Regions from separate parts of the Homo sapiens genome. Here region 2 is linked to region 1. Evidence: chromatin contacts called from ENCODE Hi-C or POLR2A ChIA-PET data. All regions are on one chromosome and are shown on one strand. Each heading gives the region's core, a stretch centred on a gene start or an enhancer-like site at or near the end of the contact. The rest is flanking DNA. Distances are from core to core; before and after follow the strand shown.

Region 1 (4,909 bases), core at 1,845-4,344:
GGGCCTTTTTTGGTTCTTTGGTCATGAGGACCCCAGGGAGGCCCCGTCTGTGTCTGGAATGCCTGGTGCGGTTACCTTGTCAAGCCTGGAGAGGCCGGGAATGCGCTCACTTCGGGAAAAAAGACAATGCAGGGCCTTTGCCGGGAACTGCTAGGAGACCCCCGGCCTGGGGGCGCGGTCAGGGCGGGCAGCTTGGCAACTCGCCTAGGGCTGCGCGGGACAAGTCACCTCAGTGATAAATCAGAGTTTGTGAACTCTATGGCCTGGGCGGCCGAAGGCGAACGCAGGCTCCTTCCCTCTGTGGAGTTCCCCCGTCGCCCCTCAGCCCCCAGCGCGGGGACACCGGGGCCTAGGCCGGCTCTCCTTCCGGGCCGACACCCCCGCCGTCCTCCCCGTCGCCCGCTCCCCTGCAGACGCCGCGGGGGTGCCGGGGGAGCGCGTTTGCTGCTCTGACCCGCCCGCGCCCGGGCCGGAGCCCGCTGCGTTCACGGTGCACCCCCCGGACAGCCCGGGCGCGGTAGGAGCCCCACAAATACAGGCTGAACGAGTAAAACAAACTTGAATGGCCTCTGCCAAACCCCGCGCTCTCGGTTTTCCAGCGCGGAGCGTCGGCGCCGATGCCGGCAGCCTTCCTCGCGGGACATCTGCTCGCGGGCCAGGAGGTGGCATCGCGGACCTCTCCAGGCAGCGGGGCCGCCGGGCGGCGGAGCCCAGGCAAAGACATCGCGGTCGGAGGCGCTCGGACCTTCCCGGGAGGAGGGGGAGTTGCCTCGGTGGTTTCCGAGAGGGCGGCACCGGGGGACGCAGGAGAAAAGGTGCGGGCGGGGGCCGGAGAGGGGACGGGGCCCGGAGTGGGCGCCGGGAAGCGTAGGAGGTGAAGCCACCGGACCCACGCGCAGCTCCGCGAGGAGGAGGGCGGGAAAGCGCGTGGGGCGCAGGCCGGGGAGCCGGGTAGGACGCGGCACCTGCGGAGCGCGCCAAGACTTCCACGGCTTACAAGAACGTGGGAGAGGGACCCCCCCTTACCCGGCTCCTCTGCGCCCCCAACTCACCCTGGCCCCTCATCCCGCGCCCCTGAGCCCTGGAGAGCCGCGCGCTCCGCAGCCAGTGACACGCCAGCCCCACCCGCGACCCCACGCGTTCCCTCGGCAGCCCAGGGAGGACCGGGGGGCGCAGACAGACCCAGGGTTTATCGGGCCGCAGCGCAGCGCCTCCAGGTCCATGTTTCCTCAGCCATAAAACAGCGCTAGCGACGCCCCCTGCCCCGCCCCTCCAGGCTGTGAGAAGAGCCAGAGCCTGTCCCGAGCGCGGCTTCCTCCCGCCGTTCCGCCCGCGCGCGCCTCCTGGGCCTCAGTTCGGGCGACCCGCACCCCTCCCGGCCCGCCCAGGGTCTGCCCGGCCGCGCAGAGTGGGGGATCCCAGGGCGACAGCAGCCCCCGCCCCCAACTCCCCCTGCCCGCCCCCCCCGGCCCCGCAGTTCCCGCGTCTCAGCTCAGAGCCCGAGCCTTGGGCGCGGGCGCCGTCGCCTTGGGGTGCTGGGAGGGGCCCGAACCCGACCCGGGAGGGCCCTTCCTCGTGTCTCCTCCGAGGGAGCGGGGCGCAGGACAGGCCGGGGCGGGTCTCGGGGCCGGACGGGCGCTGGGGGTTCCCGGGCCAGGCTCCGCGGGGGCCGATCACCGGTGGGGCGGCCGCGCCCAATCGAATCCCAATCCCAGTCGAATCGAGTGCGGAGTCGACGGGGGAAGCGAACCCCCCGTGAACGCGGGGCTGCACCTCAGTGGAGCCGGAAGCCGCCGGGGCAGCCCCGAGCGCGCACACACCCGGCGGCCGCACCACTGCCCCGGAGTTTGGCCGCAGGTGGCTTTTCCAAGCCGCCATCCAGGAGCGGCCGACGGCGCCAAGTCCCCGCCTCGACCTGCACAAAACGAAAACGGACGCTGGAGGGGGGCGAGGGGGCGGACGTGAGACCCCGGCCCCGAACCCCGGGCGCCGCCTTCCTCCGCGGCACAGGCCCGAGAGAGGCCACGCAGCGGCGTTCCCTGCGCACAGACTCGGGCTCCCCACGAGCCGTGGGCCACAGCCACAGCCGCCCCGTGTCCCTAAATCAATACGAGACGTCACCACAGACGTCGGAGCGTTTGCTCGCGGCCGCCGTGCGCGGGGCTCGGAGTCATCTCACCGCCCGGTCTGCGGGATGGATGAGCGAGCGGCTCCCGGTGCCGTGGGGGCGGGGGGGACACCGGCCCCCCGCGCGCGTCTAAGGCCGCGTTTCTGCCGCTGCGCCCCCAGCCCGCACCCACGTTCGGGCCCTGGACAGGGCTTCCGCGCTGAGGCCGTCCTGGTCTCTGTTCTCCCGGCCGGGGATTCGCGAGAGGCGGCCCGTGGGCGAAGTCGTGGGCCCAGGTCACATCCTGGGGGACCCCCAGCGGGAGACCTGGAGGCCGATGACGGGGAAGTGCCGAGCCGCGCGTGTGGTCCCGGGACCCGCCTCCCCGCCCCGCTCCCGCCTGCCTCACTCCTCCACCGCGCCGGCCGCGTGTCGGCGAAACCAGAGGCAGCTCCGTGCGAGCCTCGCCCGGCCGTGAGGCCCGTGGATTCCGTGGACTCGAGGCCCGCGTCCTCCGCCCTCCTGTGGCCCCGACCTGCCCGGAGCGCGTTCCCCGCCGGCGTCCGCTGCCGCTCACACCCACCCCAGCCACGGGCGGCGGAGCAGTCGCGACTGGGACGCGGGCCGGGACTCTTCCCCGAGTGGGGCGCTCCGAGCGCGCGGGCGGGTCCTCAAATCTGCATTCTTTCCGTTAATAAAATACGTTCTCGTATTTTTTCCTGATTTCGCATGAAAACCTTTGCCTAACTACACTCCCATCCAAGCTGGATTTATTTCGTCCCCGGGGAGATAAATCGGGGCGAATTTACAGCCCGGGAGGCACCTGCCGCGCTAATGGGCCCTTCATGGAGTGCGCGGCCGGCGGGGGCGCGCGGGCGGGGGGGGGGCGCCGGCCAATGGCCGGACCGCGGGGTCCGCAGCCAATCAGCGCGCGCGCCGCGCCCCGGGGAGCCCCCGTTATCAGCGCGTCCGTCCCGCGCGGCGCCGCTCCGACCGGCCCCGGAGCCGCCGCCGCCGCCGCCCGCCCGCCCGCCCCGCGCCGGAGCCGCCCGCCCGCCCCCCGCGCCCCGCGCCCCGCGCTGCAGCCGACGCCCGCCCGGGCCGCGCGCAAACTTCCCGGGCCGGCGGGCAGGGGCGGCGGCGGCGGGGCCCGGATGGGAGCCCGGGCCGGCGGCGGCGGCGCCCATGGACACTAACCGCCCGGGCGCGTTCGTGCTGAGCAGTGCCCCGCTGGCCGCGCTGCACAACATGGCCGAGATGAAGACGTCGCTGTTCCCCTACGCGCTGCAGGGTCCGGCCGGCTTCAAGGCGCCCGCGCTGGGGGGCCTGGGCGCGCAGCTCCCGCTCGGGACCCCGCACGGCATCAGCGACATCCTGGGCCGGCCCGTGGGCGCGGCGGGCGGGGGCCTCCTGGGGGGGCTGCCCCGGCTCAACGGGCTCGCGTCGTCCGCCGGCGTTTACTTCGGGCCCGCGGCCGCTGTGGCGCGCGGCTACCCCAAGCCCCTGGCCGAGCTGCCGGGGCGCCCGCCCATCTTCTGGCCCGGCGTGGTGCAGGGCGCGCCCTGGAGGGACCCGCGTCTGGCTGGCCCGGGTGAGTGGCCCGCGCGGGGGGTGCGGGGCGGGTGGGCGCGGAGGGGGACCCCGCCGGCCGCTGACCTCCCTCCCTTCCCCTCCCTTGCAGCCCCGGCCGGCGGCGTCCTGGACAAGGACGGGAAGAAGAAGCACTCGCGCCCGACCTTCTCGGGCCAGCAGATCTTCGCGCTGGAGAAAACCTTCGAGCAGACCAAGTACCTGGCGGGCCCGGAGCGCGCGCGTCTCGCCTACTCGCTGGGCATGACCGAGAGCCAGGTGAAGGTGAGCGCGGCGGGGCTCGGGAGAGCAGAGCCGGGGGCCCGCGTCCTGCGAACGGCCCCAGCGCCAGCCCCGGGCCCCGCGGCCGCCTGACCGCCCCGTCCACTCCCAGGTCTGGTTCCAGAACCGCCGGACCAAGTGGCGCAAGCGGCACGCGGTGGAGATGGCGTCGGCCAAGAAGAAGCAGGACTCGGACGCCGAGAAGCTGAAGGTGGGCGGCTCGGACGCGGAGGACGACGACGAATACAACCGGCCCCTGGACCCCAACTCGGACGACGAGAAGATCACGCGGCTGCTCAAGAAGCACAAACCCTCGAACTTGGCGCTGGTCAGCCCGTGCGGCGGCGGCGCGGGGGACGCCTTGTGAGGACCCGCGGGGTGGGGGCGAATCTATTTTTGCAGAATCCGGGGGCGGCCCCGGGTGGGCGCGAGTCGCTTTGTATCATCAATAAATTATTTAACGGGTCCCCGTCGGAGCCGTCGCTCCGGAGCCTGCGCCGCGTGTTTCTTCCGTCTCGAACCCGGAGCGAGGCGGCCCCTCCCCGGCCCCGGCTTCGCCCCTGCGCCCGCCTCGGGTCCTCCGGGTTCCCGGTGCGGAGGCTGCGGGCCCCGGGCAGGCGCGAGGAGGCGGCGAAGGCGCAGGGAAGGGGCCCGGCCCGCGGGAAGGAACCGCAGCGACAGCCGCCAGGAGCCCGGGACGGAGCCGGGGACGGAGCAGCAGGTACGGCCCGGCCCGCCTCGCCTCGGGGCGGATTCGGACGCGCTTGGGGGTTCCCGAAAGGGCGGGTGAGCCGCGTACCCGCCTCGAGTCCCCGCGGGAGGTTTTTCTTCTTCCGTTTTCCCGCTTTGGGGCCACGTACTCGTTGCCACCGGGCACCCGTTCCCGCTTGGCCGAGGGCTTCGCTCTGATTATTTCCAAAGTCCCTCTGCGCATCAGCGGATCCCATAGGC
Region 2 (4,666 bases), core at 1,483-3,982, 440 kb before region 1:
TTTGTTTTTTGAGACAGAGTCTCTGTTGCCCAGGCTGGTGTGCAGTGGCGCAATCTTGGCTCACTGCAACCTCCGCCTCCTGGGTTCAGCACTTCTCCTGCCTCAGCCTCCCGAGTAACTGGGACTACAGGCACCCGCCACCACACCCGGCTAATTTTTGTATTTTTAGTAGAGATGGGGTTTCACCATGTTGCCCAGGCTGGTCTCGAACTCCTGAGCGAGCTCAGGCAATCCACCCACCTCAGCCTCCCAAAGTGTTAGGATTACAGGCGTGAGCCACAGCGTCCGGCGCCTCAGTTTCTTAAATGAGGTGAGGCTTGGAGTCAGTTCTTGCAGGCGTGGTCTCACAGGCCTCCCCCTCAGACCTGGGCAAGCCGTTCATTTCCCCAGGAGCAGCCTTTAGCACTAGCGGGAACTATTCTTCTGGATACCCAGAAAAGCATGTGCAGGAGGGGCTGCAACCATACCACCCACAGGGAACCCCTCAGGACTGCTGGGTGCTGGGCCAGCGGGGACCCCCCCAGCCCCATTTAGCTGCATGGCCCTGGGCAAACCACTTGTCTTTCTGGATGGGCCCACTAATTTGCAGGCATTGTTATGCTAGCGGAACTCCTCCAGGCTACATTTGTATCTCCGGCTCCAGCCAATCCCTCTTCTGACTCAGGGGTCCAGGGTGGGGCCCTCTATTGCTACTTGGAAAATGCTTCCTGGGCAGGTTTGCTTCGGTTTTCTCAAAATTGCAAGGACCCTGCCCTCAGCCTCTGCCCAAGGATCACACCCCAGACGCTCAGCGCCTCCCTAGGCCCACCCAGACCAGAGCCACCTCCCTGGAGACAAAACCAGCATCCTCCCTGGAGCTCTGTGGCTTCTCTTCCCCTTTTGTTTCCCAGGACCTGGGAGAGTTCAGCCGGGTGGTCCAAGGCTGCCCGAGGCCATGGGAGGACCTTCGGAACCCCCCATGCTACTCCTGGGTCAAAGGGGGTTCTCTGCTGGGCAGTGTGGAGGCGACCACTCTAACCCCTACCCCTGCATTGAGTGAAGAGGTGGGGTCAGCCTCAGGTTCTCTCCGGACCCCCAGCGGAGCCCACCCGTTCACTTCGTTTTACTCAGTGGGGCTCCCCGGGAGGGGCAGGGAGAGTCTGGTGTGGCCTTGAGAACCGAGTGTGTGACCAGGACCCGGCAGCAGGCACCACGCCCACCACCCTCGAGCCTGGCCTCCTCGGCCTACATTTGGGTGCGCCCCACGGAGCTCTGTCTACACCTTAGGAGCGAGTGGGAGCCCCTCTCTGTGATGAGAGCGTCGCAACCCTGCCCTGACCTTTGCAGCCCCAGCACTGCAGGGCGCCACTCCCTCCCCGTCTCCAGACCCGCACTCCTACACAGCCCGGACTCTAGGAAAACAATCCTTTTATTGAACATACCCAAGAACGGGGGTGGGAAGGCAGCAGGAGGGGTCAGGGCGGAGGGGCCTCGGCCTGGAGAGGGGAGACTGGCCGCAGCCGGGACTCACTGGCACGGGTCCCTGAGGACCCCTCGCTCGGCGGCCGCGCTGCCCAGAATGAAGCCCACGGCCAGGGACACTGTCTGGTCGAAGGCGCCGCGCAGCTGCTCCACGTGCTGGTTCAAGGTCAGCAGCTGGTCGCGCAGCGGGCCCAGGATGTTCGCGATGTCGCCCAGGTGCCCCAGGGTCTGCAGCAGGGCGGTGTTCAGCGACGGGGGCGCGGCCGGAGGGGGCGCGCAGTCCTCGGGGCGGCCGGGCGGCGAGTCGGGGTCTTCGCGGGCCGGGGGTGGCGGCGGGGACCCGGGGCCGCGGACGGGCGCGCGGTCCTCGGGGATGCAGGTGGCGAGGGCGGTCGGGGCGGGAGCTGGCGGGGAGCCGGGGGCGGGGGAGGCGTCCGCAGACTTCGGTGGGGACGGGCTGAAGCGGAGCGTCCAGGTGGGGTCCGCGTCGCGGTCGCGGGCGGTGGGCAGCGGGGTGGCGTCTGGGAACGCGGAGCAGGCGGTCGGGCGGATTTTCGCGGGGCGCGCCCGCCCCTCCCCCGCAGCCCTCGGCAGCCCCCGGTTCCTCCGCAGTCCTCGGCCCCACCTGGCCCCCCAGTCCCCCGCCTACCTGGTTCGCTGGGAGCCGGCGCGTGCGCGTTGGGGACCGGGCGGCGGGCGCGCTGGGGGCGCCCGGACCCCGGGGAGCGGCGGCGAGGCCGTTTGCGCCCGTTGTCGCCCAGCAGCCCCATGAGCTTCCGGATCTGCTCGTCGAAGGGCCCGGGCGGCTGGCCGTGCGCCTCGCGAAACTTGTCTTTAAGGAACTTGTAGCGGCGGCGGCACTGCGCGGGGGTGCGGCGCACCTGCTGCTGGGCCAGCGCGGCCGACACGCGGCGGTAGGTGGGCAGGGCCTGGCGGCGGTCCAGGAGCAGCGCGCGCCACACGGCCGGTTGCAGCAGCGTCCCCAGCAGCAGCTCCGTCTCCCGGGCGCTCCAGGGCGTGCGCTGCGCCGAGCCCGGGGACACCGGCAACCCGAGTTCCCCCAGCGCGCTGGGCGAGGCGGGCCTCCGGGGCGGGGTCCCCGGGGCGTCTCCGGGTGTCCGCGGCTCGGGGTCGGGGCTGGCGGGCGAGGGCGGCGCGGGGGGCGCGAGCGGGGGCGGCCTGCGGGGCCGGAGCAGCATCCCGGGGCTGGGGCGCGGCGCGCGAGGATGGGGAGAGGGCCAGACGCCGCCCGGGCCGCCCACACGCGTTCTGAGCATCCCGCGCCGCCGTCCCTCCGTCCCAGCCGGGTCTACGCGACCCTCCCACCATCCCCGCCCCGCCCCGCGCGCCCCGCCCCGCCCGCCGGGTCCTAAGGGGTCGGTCCTGGCGCTGCGGCCGGGAAGACGCAGAGCAAAGACTGGCTTCGGTTGGAAACGGAGGGTCCTCAGGAGTTCTGTTCTTAGACCCGTTCAACGGAGGTGCCGCGATGCCTAAGCCCCGGCGGCTCCGCTCGTTTTTAGCCTGTGCCGAGCCTACCCCCGCCCCCGTCGAGGTGTGTGCGGAGCCCCTCCCGCTCCGGAAGGCGCTGGCGCCCCCTTGTCCGGCCCCCAGTGCTGCCCCCGCCCCCGCCGCCCCCGCCCGGGCTCAGCACCTGCACGCGAGGGGTCCGGAGGACCGACCCGGGTCCCAGGGGGAGTCGCCAGGCCAGGGGATGGGTCCGAGGAGAAGCCACGCCAGCCGCGGGAATGGGTGTCGGAATTCACGCGCTCGCAGAAGTAGCTTTTAAAATCTGAACTTCTTCCATCTGCAGCGCGTCTGCAGCCAGCATCCCTGGGAGGAGGAAATTCTCTTCCTATTAAATGCTCTTCCTCCTTGCCGCACGGCGCCGAGTCCTTCTGTCTCCTGGGTCTCCTCTGGGCCGTGGCAGCTTCTCGCGTCCTCGACACGGTTGAGGACGGGCCAGGTGTTTTGTTGAATGTTCCTCGACTTGGGTTTGCCTGGTGTCTTCCTGTGATCCGACTAGGGTGGTGGGTTTTAGGAAGGAAGGCGCAGGGGTGGAGTCTCGCCCCTCCTGTCTTGTGGCTCAGCACCGGTGAGGTCTGCTCCGTGCTGGGGTGCGGACTGTCTGCCACTCTTGCAGTCTTCAGGTATCGCCTTTCCATCCCTGCTCTGGTCACTGGAATCCGGCCCCTCAGCCCATCCCCAACTCATGGGGAGAGTAATTAGGCCCCACCTCCTGGAGGGGTGTCTGTATTTTCTGGGATTCTTCTGTAAGGTTTGTCTCTCTGCCTGTTGATTTATTTACTCAGTCATTTATTTCTACAGTGTGGGCTCGTGTATATTTATTTTATCCTTTAGGTCATAACCCGATGCTGTTATTATTTATTTGTTTTAAAAGTTCTGTTTGTTTTTATTATTTTTTACAAATGGGGTCTCTTTCTGTCACTCAGGCTGGAGTGCAGTGGCCTGATCACAGCTCACTGTAGCCTTGAACTCTTGGGCCCAAGTGATCCTCCAGCCTCAGCTTCCTTGGTAGCTGGGACTACATGTGTGCACCACCACACGCACCTAGTTTTTTTTTTTTTTTTTTACTTTTTGTAGGGACAGGGTCTTGCTATGTTGCCTAGGCTCGTCTTGAACTCCTGGGCTCAAGTGATCCTCCTGCCTGGGCCTCCCAATGTGCTGAGATTACAGGAGTGAGCCCCTGTGCCGGGCTTTTATTTGTATTTTTGCGCATATCGTTCCTGCTTTGGCCATTGAAAGTCTTCTCACCTCCTCCTCTCTTCCTTGTCCTTTTGAAACCCCCTCCCAGCTCCCTGGCAATACAGGATGCTCCTGCCTCATCTGGTCCTTTGCCGACCCTGGTCCTAGAATCAGCTTTTCAGACACTTCTCAAGAAATCTGTGGTTCCTGGCCAGGCACTCATACACGGGGCTCACACCTGTATTCCTAGCACTTTGGGAGGCTGAGGTGGGCAGATCTCCTGAGGCCAGGAGTTTGAGACTGACCTGGGCAATATAGTGAGACCCCCATCTCTGCAAAAAAATAAAAAATAGCCGAGTGTAGTAGCAGGTGCCTGTAGTTCCAGCTACTTGGGAGGCTGAGGCGGGAGGATGTCCTTTTGCTCAGGAGGTTAAGCCTGCAGTGTACCGTGATGACCTGACTGCACTCCTGCCTGGGTGACAGGGCAAGACTCTGTCTTAAA

Evidence for each region. Hi-C counts contacts between places; a loop is a spot of excess contacts on that map. ChIA-PET counts read pairs that join two places held with the same protein, here RNA polymerase II (POLR2A). Pooled maps may share reads with other maps.
Region 2: a loop to region 1 is called in a pooled map, with 6 times the contacts of the local background. The contact joins the promoter of UTF1 here to the promoter of NKX6-2 in region 1. A Hi-C loop is called at or near these places in 1 of 37 single-sample maps with no recorded cell type and 4 of 50 pooled maps. POLR2A ChIA-PET finds 5 or more read pairs at or near these places in 1 of 52 experiments (activated T-cell).

Annotation. Positions count from the first base shown.
Region 1 is chr10:132,784,332-132,789,240 of GRCh38, reverse strand. NKX6-2 (NK6 homeobox 2) reads left to right here and starts at 3,094. Exons shown (of 3, transcript NM_177400.3): 1 at 3,094-3,698; 2 at 3,789-3,961; 3 at 4,071-4,909. The coding sequence starts at 3,293. The coding sequence ends at 4,325. RefSeq lists an enhancer at 1-542.
Region 2 is chr10:133,228,283-133,232,948 of GRCh38, reverse strand. UTF1 (undifferentiated embryonic cell transcription factor 1) reads right to left here and starts at 2,732. Exons shown (of 2, transcript NM_003577.3): 1 at 2,111-2,732; 2 at 1,391-1,982. The coding sequence starts at 2,660. The coding sequence ends at 1,507. RefSeq lists enhancers at 351-1,150, 1,951-2,750.